Linked DNA regions of Homo sapiens: region 1 is linked to region 2. Evidence: chromatin loops called from intact Hi-C (ENCODE). Cell type or tissue: ovary. All regions are shown on one strand.

Region 1 (8,000 bases), 240 kb after region 2:
GGTTTGGGGAGAAAACATTGGTAGAGGCATCTGCCACAGAGTTGTGGGTGTTCCGTAATCATTCTGGGAACCACGACAACTGGGAGGCACTTGGTCAGGCAGCCTGTAGATGGAGCCAGCTAAGAGCAAAGCTCTGGGAAGCCTGTATGCAGAAATGGAAGTGGCCAGGGAAGCGAAGAGGGGCCTTGCTGAGAAAGGTGGGGGATGAAGGCCAATGTCACACACTGCACACCTTTGCTTAAGGAATGGAGGATGGAGACAGGGTCAAAGCACCAAATCACAGTGGATCTGAGCTGGAAGAACTCAGAGGCCATTCAAGCCACTGTCCCACTCAGACCACCACTGGTCGATGTAGACACAGCCGAGAGACGGGGTGGCGTCCTTACGTCATGCAGGGGCGCCGTGGCACAGGCTGGTCACTGGACTCCCTCCAGTCATGTTGAGAAGAGATGAGGAGTGTGCCATGAGTGGAGATGGGCCCAGGCTCCCCGCACAGGGGCAGCCAGCCTGAGTAGAAGTCAGATGACAGACCCGGGGCCAAAATGCAGGGGCAGGCTGTTTGGTTCCAGCAGCCAGCTCAGTGGAGAGGGGAGAGAGCTCAGTCTGGTGTGGACTAGGGTGATCTGTAAAGGAGTGTGGCAGCCCTGGGCCTGCGGACTGGGCAGGGGTGGCAGCACAGCCCTGCTCCAGGGGCCATTTGTCATTTTTAAAAGTATACATGCTTACAAATTATAACCCTTCAGAAGGGAATAGAGTCAGGCTCTGCCACTGGCCCCAGTTCTCCTCCCTGGAGTGGCCAGGGGGACCTGCTTCCTATGCGTCCTCCTGGAGCTTTTCTGGGGGACCCAGGAGCATCTGTGCTGTGAGCATCCACAGCATCTGCCTCTTTCCCTGCTGCCTTCCTCTTACTTCCCTCCCTTGGAGATCTCACTCTGTCAGCATCTGCAATCTGCATGTCTCCTGGACTTTGGAACATCTGCTTGGTGTTCCATTTTCTGGATGAATCATGGTTGATTTAGGCTGTTTTGAGATTTGAGCTGCTAAAAGGGTACCAGCCTGTCCATCCCTGCTTGTGGGTCTTGCACTCCATGCATGGATCCCTGTAGGGTGATTTTTTGCTATGTTACAGCTGAGCCAAGCTGGGTGAGCCGCACCCCCATCACCTCCAGCACTGCCTATGCACTTCTACACGGTGCCAGGCTCTCAGAGATGATCCTGACTGAGCAACAGAGAGTAGCAGGAAGGACTTGGGGAGGTCTGGATCAAGATGCCCTAAGGAAATGGGACCACTGAAAAATTGAAATAACTGAAGGATACATTTTGAGAAACAGCAAATAGCTTAAGCTTTACTTCCCGCTGGGACAAAATTAAAAAGTCCACAAGTGTAGCTGGAAGGATTTAGCAATGTTCCTTCAGCTCCTGCATATGAAAAGCTTTGTAGAGTCTCCTCCCTTGGAGGAGTTAGTGAGAAAGGGAGCCAGCTCTCTAGGAGTGATTTGTGGAAGCGAGGTGCTCTGCAGGCGGGACCTCATGCGTGGATTGTAGGCCAGGCAGACCTGGTGAAGAATTTTGAAGTGTCTCTGCATAGAGATCTAGGCTCTGCTAAGAGTCAGCTGTGGGACTAGCTATTCCGAAAAGTGATTGTACTCTTAGTGGAGGAACAGTGTGGAGGAGGAGGGAGAAAATAGTTCTCTTGGCCTCGGCTTGCAAGGCTCCACCTGGGGCATTGCTTCTATTTGAGGAGCCTTCCTACAAGAGGGACATAGACAAACTACATGGAGGAAGGACAAACCACGGGGATGGTGGTAACGCCACATTTAGATCCTGCGAGGAATGGCTGAAGGAACCGGGAGTATTTAATGTGAAGTTCAAGGAGGTGGGAGGGGGTTAGAAAGACTGCCTTGAAATATTTGACAGGCGGCCGGGCGCAGTGGCTTATGCCTATAATCCCAGTACTCTGGGAGGCTGAGGCAGGCAGACCACAAGGTCAGGAGATCGAGACCATCCTGGCCAACATGGTGAAACGCTGTCTCTACTAAAAATACAAAAGTTAGCCAGGCGTGGTGGAGGGTGCCTGTAGTCCCAGCTACTTGGGAGGCTGAGACAGGAGAATCACTTGAACCCAGGAGGCAGAGGTTGCAGAGAGCCGAGATCGTGCCACTGCACTCCAGCCTGGTGACAGAGCAAGACTCTGTCTCAAAAAAAAAAAAAAGCATATATATATATATATATATATATATATATATATATATATATATATGTATGTATGTATATATGTATGTATATGTGTATATATATATGTGTGTATATATATGTGTATATATATGTGACCATATATATATATATATATATGACCATATATATATATATATATATATATATATATATATATATATATGCATATGTTAAGCTTGTTTTCTATGATCCTGGTGGAGGGAACTAAGGCCAATCAAATGGAGATAGATTCCAGGAGGACAGATTTGAGCCAATGAAGGAGAACTTTCCAGCCCTTGGAGCTGCTTTGGGAGGTAATGAGCCCCCCATCCCTGGAAGCATGCAAGCTGAGGCTGGAGAATCACTAGGGGATTGGACTAGATATACATAAAGCCTCTCTTCTTACTTCACCTGCCCATTCCCAACGTACTGCCTCCCAATTAAAAAAGGACCCCCCACCTTCCTAGCACATGGTATTTCCCCAAAGTGAGAACACGAAGGAATTAGTCACCGCGGGGGAATGGAGACAGTAGATAGGCGAGGATCTAAGAGGGGCTTCCATCATGGAGGGTGAGCAGGTCCTCCATGTTCATCATGGAGGGTGAGCGGCCCTGCGTGCTCATGGTGGAGGGTGAGCGGGCCCTCCGTGCTCATGGTGGAGGGTGAGCGGGCCCTCCGTGCTCATGGTGGAGGGTGAGTGGGCCTTTGTGTACATGGTGGAGGGTGACTGGCCCTCTGTGTTCATCGTGGAGGGTGAGTGGGCCCTCCGTGCTCATGGTGGAGGGTGAGCGGGCCCTCTGTGCTCATGGTGGAGGGTGAGTGGGCCTTTGTGTTCATGGTGGAGGGTGACTGGCCCTCTGTGTTCATCGTGGAGGGTGAGCGGGCCCTCTGTATTCATGGTGGAGGGTTAGTGGGCCTCTGTGCTCATGGTGGAGGGTGAGTGGGCCTTTGTGTTCATGGTGGAGGGTGAGTGGCCCTCTGTGTTCATCGTGGAGGGTGAGCGGGCCCTCTGTATTCATGGTGGAGGGTGAGTGGGCCTCTGTGCTCATGGTGGAGGGTGAGTGGGCCTCTGTGCTCATGGTGGAGGGTGAGTGGGCCTCTGTGCTCATGGTGGAGGGTGAGTGGGCCTTTGTGTTCATGGTGGAGGGTGAGTGGGCCTTTGTGTTCATGGTGGAGGGTGAGTGGGCCTTTGTGTTCATGGTGGAGGGTGAGTGGGCCTTTGTGTTCATGGTGGAGGGTGAGTGGGCCTTTGTGTTCATGGTGGAGGGTGAGTGGGCCTTTGTGTTCATGGTGGAGGGTGAGTGGCCCTCTGTGTTCATCGTGGAGGGTGAGCGGGCCCTCTGTATTCATGGTGGAGGGTGAGTGGGCCTCTGTGCTCATGGTGGAGGGTGAGTGGGCCTCTGTGCTCATGGTGGAGGGTAAACGGGGCCTCTGTGCTCATGGTGGAGGGTGAGTGGGCCTCTGTGCTCATGGTGGAGGGTGAGTGGGCCTCTGTGCTCATGGTGGAGGGTGAGCGGGGCCTCTGTTTTCACGGTGGAGGGTGAGCGGGGGCCCTCCGTGTTCATGGTGGAGGGTGTGTGGGCCTCTGTGTTCGTGGTGGAGGGTGAGTGGGCCTCTGTGTTCGTGGTGGAGGGTGAGTGGGCCCTCCGTGGGTGAGTGGGCCCTCCGTGTTCATCGCGGAGGGTGAGTGGGCCCTCCGTGTTCATGGTGGAGGGTGAGCGGGTCCTCCGTGTTCATGGTGGAGGGTGAGCGGGCCCTCCGTGTTCATGGTGGAGGGTGAGCGGGCCCTCCGTGTTCATGGTGGAGGGTGAGTGGGCCCTCCGTGTTCATGGTGGAGGGTGAGTGGGCCCTCCGTGTTCATGGTGGAGGGTGAGTGGGCCCTCCGTGTTCATCATGGAGGGTGAGCGGGCCCTCCGTGTTCATGGTGGAAGGTGAGCGGGTCCTCTGTGTTCATGGTGGAGGGTGAGCGGGCCCTCTGTGTTCATGGTGGAGGGTGAGTGAGCCCTCTGTGTTCCAGGTTCTTTGCATGGAGGTTTGTGACTGCACTGTATATGACAGACATCAAGAATGACAGCTACTCCTGGCCCATGCTTGTGTACATGTGCACCAGCTGCGTGTACCCACTTGTGTCCAGCTGTGCGCACACCTTCAGCTCTATGTCCAAGAATGCCCGGCACATTTGCTACTTCCTGGACTATGGTGCCGTCAACCTCTTCAGCCTGGGTATGTGAGGCCTTGTTCTTGCTTTCCTTCCCCTGCAACCGGGCTGTTTGCCCCTTCTCCTGTGAGCTAGGGTCACCAGAAGGCTTTGATGAGTTTGCAGAAGAATCCAGGGATTATGCCAGTGCCCCTGTCCAGGTTCCCAATGGGTGTTTTATAAGAAACTGTCCATAAGCATGCTGCTAAATATTTAGCCACTGGCTCTGTGGGGACAACAGCCCCGATCTGCAGTGTTGCCAGTTTCTGTGGTGTAAATCTTCCCATCATGTCCAGCTTCAACCTACTAACATGACATCACAGAACACAAGGGTGGGAAGAGATATGCGTAGCACACTATTACAGAAATTCCACCATGCAGATACAGTAGATGTAGTCATTGAGTACTCAGTACTTTTGTTAATATGATTTATTTAATTGCAAGTTTCTGTGATTTAATTTTTAATGATGGCTGTGTTCAGCACTCAGCTCTCTCACAGGCCAGAATGAACTGACTCCAGTACATCAGTGCTGGTCTCTGTCATGCCAGGCAAGAAGAGGAGGGTGAGGTCATGAGCCTCGTATATCCAGAGGCTTAGCACAATCAGAGAGATGCTCAGAGTGTGCGGGAATAGATCAGCAACCTAAGCTGGTGAAATTCGGTGCTGACCGCCCCCTCTTCCTTGTCTTTTTCTTTGACTATGATGCTCCCTCCTCTGGCCTCTTCTCTCCTCCCCTTGTGGGCATGCATCTATCCCTAAGGATATGAGTTCTAGATTCTTCCTCCAGGTCCCATTCTAGGTGAGAAAACCAATTATTGTCTTCCTTGCCCAAGAGGTTGTCCATGAGGAGCCTACCTCCATCCTCTTTCTTCATATACACACGTTCACACTCACACAAACACACACTCATGCACTGACACACACTGACACACACACATACAATGCACTCACACATGCACATACACACACTCACCACATATACACAATACACTTACATGCACACACACACACCACATGCCACATGTACTCACACATTGACACACACACAATACACTCACATACACACACTCACACCACATACACACAATACACTCACATGCACACTCTCAAACACTACACACACACACCACCCATACTGACACACACTACACTCACATAAACACACATCACATACACACAATACACTCACATGCACATACACATACTCTCAGACCCTCCACACACACTCACATCCACATACGCACCACACATGCTGACATATACACACAATACACTCACATACACACTCACACCACATACACACTCACATGCTCATATACGCACACATACTCTCAGACACTACACACACATTCACACACTCACACTCTCACATACATCACACACACACACCACACACACACATCACACACACCACATACATACACACACACCACACACACGCTCACTCACACACTCTCACACACATACACACACACTTTCCCACTTCACTGCCCACTCCTTAGTGCTCTGCTGCCCAGTCCCCAGCATTCACTAGACCGTGCCCCTTTCCGTGTGAGCCAGGCTTACCCTCAGGCTTTGATGGGTTTGCAGAAGAGAGTGGGGAATGTGCGTGCCCCTGTCCAGGGTCCCGGCCTCCTGACTGCCAAGATTGATGCAGGGGTCCTTCAGGCCTCCTCAATGCCCCTCTCTTTCTCTGGTCCCTGTCACATCCCTCCCTCCCTCCCGGATTCCCTCCCACCCTCCGGATCCCCTCTTACCCTCCATGTCCCCCCTCCCCTGGGCTGGCTCCCCTCCTCTGCTTTCTGGCACACATGGGTGGGGAGGCTCAGAAGTGGTCCTTTGACCTCTCCTCTCACACGATCCGGCTCCCCAGAGATCTCCTCCATGCCTACTGCATCTCTTCCACCTCCGGAGAAACCCTGTCTCCAATGTAAACCTCTTACCTGAGGTCCACGCCACCTCAGAGCCATGAGACCAGAACTGTACCTGCTCCCGCCCCTGCCCCTACACCTGCTAGCCCTCTGTATGTCCAACCTGACTGATGGTCGCGCCCCTACTCCTTCTCCTGAGTCAGAAGCCTGACTAATCCTCGGGGTCCCCTTCCTCTCACTCCCCACCCACGCCCACCCTCTGGCCAATTGGTTATTAAGGCCAGGTGACTTCTCTCCTACCTGCTGTAAGCGGCACTGCCCCTTTGTCTTGACTCAGGCCCCGGCCTCTCACTTGCACAGTTATCACAGCCTTCTCCACCTCACCCAGCCCCTGGAGGCTTCCACAACACCTTCTACCACATCACCCTCCCACTGTCAGGGCCCTCATCAGCCAGAAGCAGTCCAGACTGCTTAGCGGGGCGACTTCCTTGGCCCTCGGTTGCCCGCCCCGGACTTGTTTTGATAAGTGTGGGCATTTCTGGAGTAATCGCTGCATGGCAAGCCCTGGTCCAGGCCCCTGACACACACCCCTGAGGGGCCACACCACACCATGTTTAATGGTCCAGGTGCTGGCACCTGATTCCACCACCCCTAACTGTTAGAGGTTCCTGTGCAAGTTTCATAACCCTGCCAAGCCTCAATTCTTTCATCCACAAAATGGATGTAATATCTTCTTTGTGGGTATGTTCTGATGATTAAATGTGTTTTAAATGAGGCTCAGAGCCTGGCCTTAGTCGGCATCTGAGGGCAGCCATTACCACGATGATCTTGTTAACCGTGGCAGCAGTCCCTGAGGTAGGTCCTAGTGTCATATCCATGCGTAGGTGAGGACAGTGAGGCACTGTGGAGGTAAGTGACAGGTCACACAGCTGTGCATGGCAGAGCCAGAGTGAGGACTGAAGCCCATGTGGTCCACCACCAACCTGTCCCCTGCCTTCCTCCATCACGGGCCTCACTGTCTGTCTGTGTAAGAGTTCCTCTTGTTGCCATGGTCTCCCTTCTCTGTATCCTCCCATAGGCCATTCCCCAGAACTCCCTCTTCCCTTCCCTGCAGGCTGCACCACGGGAGCCTCAGGGGCCCCTGCCCTGTGCCCTTCCTCCAACCCCCAGACCTGGATATACCCCCACCATGATTCTTCTGATCCCCAGCCTGCCAGCCATGCTGGCACACCTCCATTGCTGAGAACAACTCCGGAGCACAGAAGATGCTTCCAATCTGTTTTTCTAGCCCATAGCCCAGTGCTTGATGTGGGGAAGTGTTCAGGAAACACGGAAGGAACATCTAGTCCACTGAGAGAGCCATTGATTCCATCTGGGACTCCCGGCTCCACCCTCTGCCCCTGCCTCCCTCCTCCCTCCCTGTCAAAGCCCTCAATCCCACCAGTGTAGCGCCCTCCTGCCACCTCCCAGGCTTCCAGGGGTTCCTCCCTCAGGCCATCCTGTGTGCTTTCACTAGGTTTTGGTCATCAGAATCCTTCAGTGGCTCCCTTAGTGCCTGAAAGAGGAAGTTTCCTTTCCTTAGCCTGCATCCAAAGCTGAAAGCCTCCCTGCCCTCAGGCTCTTGTCAGAATCCGGGATGACCTACCAGGCTTTGTTCCAAGATCAGCTCCTGTGCCTTGTGCTCCACCCATCCCGAAAGCCTGCCCCACACTGGAAC
Region 2 (8,000 bases):
TTAGGTGAATCTCCTGGCTGAGTGCTCCTGTGGGGCTTGGATAATGCTGATGAATATGTGCATTTTGAAATGATCAGGAGTCAGCCTGATAATCCATCACATGTAAAGATGCCTTTGGGAGCAACTAACCCTTTCTTTGCTCCTGTGAAGTTCAAACCCTTATGAGAAGGGGCTCCTAGGCATCATTACCACAGGGTTTATCATCATTATCAGCCTTCATGGTTGCCAGCATAGGTTCCTGAAAAGCCTGCTTACGTATGGTACTTAGATAAAGCTGTGTCTAGGACAAGCCTCACTGCTGCCCTCAATAGTCTTGTGATCCAACCCATTCCAGTCTATGCACTAGGAGACTGGGTGAGGTGGTAGAACAAAGCATGGCCTCTGGAATCTGGAACCTAGGTCTGGATCCTGACTCTGCCACTTAGTAGCTGTCTAGTCTTAAGCAAATTACTCACCTTCTCTGAGTCTCCGATTTTCATCTATAAAAAGGATTGCTAATAATACCTCTTTCTCAGTGTTGTTGTGAAATATAATGTGATAGCCACTATTAAATATTTTTATAAGCAAATTTTAAGTCCCTTCCCTTCCTGTCCACCATTAGTCTCTGTATTAGTCCATTTTCATGCTGCTAATAAAGACATACTCAAGACTGGGTTAATATGTCAGGAAAAAGAGGTTTAATGGACCCACAGTTCCACATGAGGAGGCCTCACAATCATGGTGGAAGGCAAAAGGCACGTCTTATATGGGAGCAGGCAAGAGAGAAAATGAGAGCCAACTGAAAAGGTTTCCACTTATAAAACCATCAGATCTCATTCACTTATAAAATCATCAGATCTTATTCACTACCATGAGAACAGTATGGGGGAAAATGCCCCCATGATTCAGTTATCTCCCACTGGGTCTCTCCCACAACACATGAGAATTATGGGAGCTGCAATTCAAGATGAGATTTGGGTAGGGACGCAGCCAAACCATATCAGTCTCCAAAGGCAAACAGTAACCTAGACAAGGGAGGGCATAGATGTGGCACACATGCTGCTCCTCTCTCTTCCAGTGCCTGTGGTAGGCATCAGTAATCAATCACTGCACTCTACTCTGTTCTGCTAAGCTTAAACGAGGCCCCAAAATCTTCAACATGGTGTTCCAGGCTGCACAACCTGCTAGGACCTATACGAGTGTCTGCAGAGCTCTTTCAGTTCATCCCTTCGTGGTGGCGGAATCTCAGTTGAACCTAAGCTATGATCCCAGTAGGATCCAGAATGTTCTATAGACTGTTGGGGCAGGCCCACTAGGGTCTATTTCCCAGGAACCAAGGAGCCTCCTGGAGAAGAATTTATCCTAAGAGAAGAGAGCCAAAGAAGTAAGGTTCAAGGTAATAGTCCATGGTGCAGGAGGTGGGGATGTAGAATCTGCCACTCAGGATGACCTCTGCCTATCCCTACCGGACAGATGCCTGAGCCCTTTTTTAGAGGAAGGGCTACAAAAAAATTATAAAGGAGTAGTTTCTCAATAGTGGTCATAGATAGTGATGGTCTAGCACAGCTGCTGCTTTGGGGCCAGCAACTGCTTCCACTATGGGAGCAGACATAGTACGTCCAGCCTAGATTCCCATGCCAGGTGTTGGACTCGGCAAGTGGTGGGCATGGGCAGGTGTTGAGCATGGGCAGCTTCAGCATACGCACCAGAGAGCACCAGCCACAGAAGGACCCTTCGTGGCACCCCCAATGCACCAGGCATTGGCAGATACCCTCTGTGGCTGCTTCTTGTGCTATTGGTGGTGACCAAAGATTTCAGTGCAGTGAGGCAGAACAAATGAGCGGGCTGGTGTCAGGTGCTCTGAATCCTCCACAAGCACAGTAAGTCACCCATTGGGAGCCCCCAGAGCAACCTGGGAGGGAATTTAAAGTGTCAAAGAATGGGTAGGAAGCAGCCAGAGAAAGATTTTAAAATAGTATTCCTTGAGCTCCCTCTAATCCAGCCCCTGGTGGCCTAGGAAACCAGAGTTAGTATATGATCTTGAGCCATTTTGCATCTTATGTCATTTTTCAAATATTTATAAGTCACCTCCGGAATCTCTGAAGTGAGAAGAGTGTCTTTTGTACGCTAATGAGATGACTGGTGGCTGGCAGCCCCTAGATGGCTTCAGAATGGGGACTGGTCACAGGGAAGTCCCTCTGGTTAGGATTTTCAGCCCCATCCCCCAACCTCCATGAGGGGAGAGGAGCTGAAGGTTAAATTGATCATCAATGGCCGGTGATGTAATCATTCATGCCTGTGTAATGAAACTTCCATACAAGCCCAAAAGGACAGGGTTCAGGAAACTTCCAGAGAGCTGAACATGTGGAGGCTCCTGAGGGGTGGTCTACCCAGAAAAGGCATAGAAAGTTCATGCCCCTTCAGCCATACCTCTCCCTAAGCATCTCTTCCATCTGGCTTTGTAACATCCTTTATAATAAATTGATAAATGTAAGTAAAGTCTTTCCCTGAGTTCTATGATCCTCTTTAGCAAATTAATCAAACCCAAGGAGGGAGTCATGGGAACCTGGATTTATAGTAGGTTCGTCAGAAGCACAGGCAAACAGCCTGGGGCTTGTGACTGGTATCTGAAATGGGGGGCAGTCTTATGGGATCTGGCACTCTCTCCAGGTAATAGTGTGGCACTGAATTGAATTAGAGGACACCCAGCTGGCGTCTGCTACAGATGGCTTGGTGTATGGAGAAATACCTCCACACATCTGGGGTCACAGAAGTATTCTGTGCTGTGTTGTGGTGAGCAGAGAATAGGAAAAACACACTTTGGTTTCTCCTCTATAGCTAGAAGGTATAGACCCTAGAAGCAGTACGTGGATTTTATGTCTCATTGTGTCCTCCATGGTCTCTAGTACAGGCTGGTATGATGGTAGTTCCTCAAAAAAGTTTGGTCAAAAGAATGAATTAACAGAAGGAAGGAGGGACAGATGGATAGGTGGGTAAATGAATGGATGGATGGTGTGCCACCCTGCAAGCCAGCATTGATGGTCCTGTAATACTGATTACTATTTGCATTTTGTTTCCTCCCCACCCTCTCTCTTTTCCTTCCTTCAAATATTTTTTCTTCCTTAGTTCTCATCAACCCCATCTTTGGCTCCATTGTGAGGTTCCTTTCTCATAATTTCACTCTCTTGAGATCAGAATGAAAAGCTGGGTCAATTTTCCATTAATTAATTCATTAATTAATTGAGTCAATAACTGTTTATTGAGCTCCAGCTGTTCCTTTGTCCATTGATGCAGTCACTTGACAAGATGCTTATTGAGCACCGGTGGTGTGTCTGATGTGGTGCCAGAAGCTAACTGATGGGGAAACACAAAGATCTAAGCAAGATCCCTGCTCTCTGGGGTCCAACATCTAAATGACAAAGTGGACAGAAGCCAGCAAACACTGAGCTCTGCTGACCCGTTGCTCCCATCCTGATCAGTAGCCCCATCTTCAGGTTGTGAAGGTCAACCCACCTCCAAACCCCATGTTGTTTTGCCTCTTGTTCTTTGTTAATTGGTCTAACAGGTTGCCTGCAGTGGCCACATAATTAATATGGCATTTGCAGAGACAGGCACTCTCTGCTCGCTACCTCCCTTCGCCCTGCTTCTTGCTTCATCTTCAGTCTCCCCTGCTCCTTCCTCATCTGAATCCTCAGAATGCAGAATTAGAAGAGATCTTGGGGTGCTTCTGGTTATCCAGAGCCCAGCATGGGTGTCCCATCCACAGCGTCTCAGAAGCTGGTCCCTCACCGTGGCCCTCACCTCCAGCAACAGCCTGCTCTCTCTGCTTCATGAGCCTCCTGTCCTGCCCCACGAAGGCACGTTCATATGTTCAGCTCAAGTTGACCCACGTTGTCTGGACTGCATAAGTTAGAGCCTGGAATAATCCTGATTCATCTTTTGAGCTGCAGCCTTTCAGATTTTAGAATTATGGCTATTATGTTCCTTTTCAGGATTTTCTTGAGGATAAATATTTCCAGTTTCTCAGCTTTTCCAAATTCAAATTTGACCTCTCACAATCCTGAAGATGTTTCTCTGGACAGCCTCTAGTTTTTCTAGAGACCCCTCAAAATGTGCCCCATTCCCCCAAACTGACTACTACAAAGAGAGCTGCCCAGCAATTGAGGTCAGCTGGGTTATTGCCTGGTTTTAAGTGACCACTCTATTCCTACTTGTGCACCCTAAGTTTTCATTAACTACGATTTACATACTGCTAGCTCTTATTGAACTTAGAGCCAAATAAAACTACCAAGTCTTCTTGACATGAATAAAATAAAATAGCGTTATATGTTAAGGTTAAAATAACCCACTAGGATTATCTGCTAGTCCAATCTACTAATTTTACAGGAAAGGAAACTGAGGCCCAGAGAGATCAAGGGACTGTGAAAAGGCTCATAGCTTGTGTGGAGTAGGGCACAGCGGGGACTCCTAACTCCTGATCCAGTGCTCTTTCTAAAACACCAGGCTGCCTCCTGATTGGCAGCCATTTCGAGGGTAAATAGAACGCGTCTTCTACTTTCATGTCAGTCTTTCTCATGCAGTGCTTTATGCTGTTGGATGTTGGAACCCAACGCATGACCCTGGGTTTAGCCCTTTGGGATTTCATCTTATTCATTTCATGCAATCTGTCGAGATAATTTCCAGCCTGATTTTGTGAGGCATTGCTGTGGCAGGTCCTCCCAGGCTTGTGTCGGGCTGACGTATGGAATTTTCTCCAGCTCTGGATGCTTTTCATTCTGTGCCCTGTGCCAGAGTGTTCCACCGCAAACCTGGCAGAGGAGACGCACTGTCTGAAGCCAGACGCACCGCGCGCTTCCTTCTCCCCTCGCCTGTCTGCCTGGCGGATGTCTTCCACGTGAGTCTCTCTCCTCCCACTTGCCTCCTGCCCTGCTTGTTAGGTAGGAGCCCCACAATCCATCCCAACTGTACCACCAGCGTGGAACTTAGGGGCAAATGTGCCAAGCAGGGTTTTGTTTTATTTTGTGAAATAGCCTTTCTTGAGAATCTACCTGTTGCAGAAAAAAAAAAAAAATCCCTGAACCAAGCATACTCAGACATGTTTCCTATCCCTTTATGGACTCACATTACGATTCTCTCCTTAGTTTTCTCATCTATATAATGGGAGGAGACAGAAACTCAGGACTAGTAAGCATCTACTCTGTGCTAGCAGCTATGCCAGGGGCTTCATTTACGTTTGCCTTTACGTTTACTTTTAACTGTCAACACAAGCCTGCAGATGATATCCCCATTTCAAAGAAGAGAAAACTGACCTCAGAGAAGTTAATTTGCCAAGGCTTATCCAGTTAGTAAGTGGCAGAGTTTCTTTACCCTCTGCCCTCCCTTGCTGAGTTACTATAAAAATCAAATAATTTAGTAATGAATGTAAAGCTTCTTTGAAAAGTGTAAAGCACTCTGTAAACATAAGGGAGAATTGTTAAAATACTTAGGTTCCTCACTTGCTTTGTCTCTCCTTCTTCTTTTCTGTCACCTCCCTAAAGTATAAGCAGCTGCCTTCGGTCCAGACCTATCAAAGAAATGTCATAAAACTATTTTTCAAAATGTCAAATGCCTGTGTACTTTAGCCCAAACTAATTATGCCCTTTGATTTTCTCGAAGTCACAATGCAAAACCCTGGGAGCTTCGAGGATGTGCCCTTTCTCCTCCATCCTGAACTAATGGAAATCAAGGCTGAAGGCTGAGCCTGCCGGGGAGCCCACAAGAGCCCCTCAGTGCCACAGAGGCCTGGCCTGACTTTGGCAGGTCTCCAGCAGTGACCACAGAGTGCTAAATAATAATAGGGTTGAATTATTTATACAGAGGCCAATGACTCATGAGGCATGGTCCACTTCTAGAAGAGTGCCAGGGTCCCAAGTCTAAGGTGAGTGGCCACCAGAGGGAGGACTGCAGTCCTGGCCTCTAGAGCACCAGTGCACACACCCCCCACCCCCCCACCCTGCCATCATCCCACCCCATGTACAGCAGGCACAGCTCTAGCACAGTGCCTGGAGGGCAACTAACATTTCAGTGACATTATTGGGTGTTTACACCAAGCTAGCTATTTGTGCATACAATTTCCCATTTCATCTCTAAAACAATTTTTATTTTTCATATTTTTCCTGATAAAGAAAGTGAAGCTTATGTTTCAGGTTATACAGTTGGCAAAGCATAGAGCTGGAACGAGATCCAGGTCTGACATTTCTAAGATACCATGTGCTATTTCTTTTAGAATTCCTCTTTCCTGACAATTACATTTAAAAGCATAATCTGGGAAGTGCAGATGGTGCCAGGCCCAGTCTCAGGGCACAATGGATTCTTTGTATGGTCTTTAGGGCCCTTTGTGATCTGATCTCATTCTGGATTCTTCTTATCAGACACAATGTTTTTCATCATCAGAATCACCTGGAAGCTTTAAAATACAGATTGTTGGAATCCATCCTTGGTTTACTGTAATCCAAATAATTGGTACTGGAATCAATTATTTGTATTTTTAAGGCTTCCAAGTGATTGTGATCATCAGTTGGTTTGGAAACTATCATGTTATGTGCAGAAAGTCACTTCCAAATTCCCATCCATATTCCCATTTGTGTGACTTTGCTCAATTCCATGGACTTCACTTAAATTGGCTTTTTTCTACTCCCACCCATTGTTCTCATCCAGCTCACACTCCATCACCTCTGTAAGGATCTTGGCTCCCAGAGCTTCCAGAAATGCTCCATCATCTGTATTCCATTAACACCTTTGGCTCTAAACTGATATATATTAGTCAGGATGTGAGTTTAGAAGCTGTCCGAGAGACCCAAAATAGCAGTTTTGCCTCATTTAACACCTATAAATACATCCCTGTCTTCTCTCACGGTACAGAATAATCAGTCCATCAGGGACCCAGGCTCCTGCAATCTTGTCGCTCATCCCTAGCGTGGTGCCTTTGTTCTCATAGCCCAAAACGGCTCATCACCATGCCCATAACCAGACACTGGAAAAAGGGAAAATGGAGTAAGGAAGAGCAACGACAAAGAATTGCACACAACAATTAGGATCACCTTCCACTGTCCAGAACTTGATCACATAGCCACCCTTAGCTGCAACCAAGGTTGAGAGATTTAACTTTATTTTGCATCACTACATGCCTAGTAAAAATGGAGGGTTCTGTTAATTGTGCTACTGGTTGGGGAGAATGGGTATTGGGGAACAACCTAGCAGGCTTAACTTCTACTTGGGATTGTAATTTTCTCTTTGTGTCTGTGTTTCCAGCTAGACTATAAAAGCTCTGTGAGAACTAGGCCCCTGACTTACACCTGTTTGTGATCCTTCTAGGAAGGCACTAGATCAGTACCACTGGTTGGCAAGATAGACTAGAGTGATTGACAAAGCTCTGGAATTTAACTTTTATTTTAGTCCTTGTTTTCTACAATTTAGCACAAGTTTCTTAACCTCTCTGGGCTTTAGTTTCATAGAATCATAAAATTTAGTTGAAAGTCACCTTCGATATTATCTAGTGCCATCCTCTCATTTTGTAGATGAGGAAGCTGAAAACCAGAAAGAATAGTGACCTGTCCAGGACACAAAGCTTTATAAATAGAAGAGCCAGAGACCAGGTCTCCTAGAAACCAACCCAAGGACAGCACTAAGGTGTCTTCCCATATCCAGAAAATAAGTACAAGGGACAATGTTATCTTTAAGCTTCCTTCCAATTCAGAAACTCTGAGCCACATATGCAGTCACATTTGTACCCCTTGCTCAAATTAAGTATAAAAGTGGGATAATTTCCAAGCACTCAACCACTGCATCCTGCTGGATCTTGCTATGTACTTCAGCAGGTTAGATGGACACTCAAGAGGTTCAGTTCAGTGCTTTGGGTTCCAGGGTCATCTAAGAAGTAAACTGGGTGGAGAAAGCAAAGAAGAGATACTTGGGTGACCCCACTCTCTGGTCACAAGCAGTAATATTCCCTGTGAGCTTCTTAGGAGATGACACAGCTCCAG

The links. Hi-C counts contacts between places; a loop is a spot of excess contacts. Peaks named below come from ENCODE experiments on the same cell type or tissue, not always from the same donor. Only the 100,000 strongest peaks of a DNase experiment are listed, where the experiment ranks them.
Region 1: a loop joins it to region 2, with 2.0 times the contacts of the local background. A loop is called at or near these places in 6 of 110 quality-filtered maps.

The regions. Positions count from the first base shown.
Region 1 is chr15:69,380,446-69,388,445 of GRCh38, forward strand. PAQR5 (progestin and adipoQ receptor family member 5) reads left to right here. Exons shown (of 9, transcript NM_017705.4): 5 at 4,232-4,437. Among named protein-coding and RNA genes, the nearest start is that of KIF23, 30 kb to the right of the region's middle. RefSeq lists a silencer at 1,044-1,225 and an enhancer at 7,930-8,000. In ovary, no CTCF peak of the experiment used is centred here; no DNase peak of the experiment used is centred here.
Region 2 is chr15:69,135,704-69,143,703 of GRCh38, forward strand. No RefSeq gene overlaps it. Among named protein-coding and RNA genes, the nearest start is that of GLCE, 21 kb to the right of the region's middle. RefSeq lists an enhancer at 3,082-3,583. In ovary, no CTCF peak of the experiment used is centred here; a DNase peak (open chromatin) is centred at 4,837.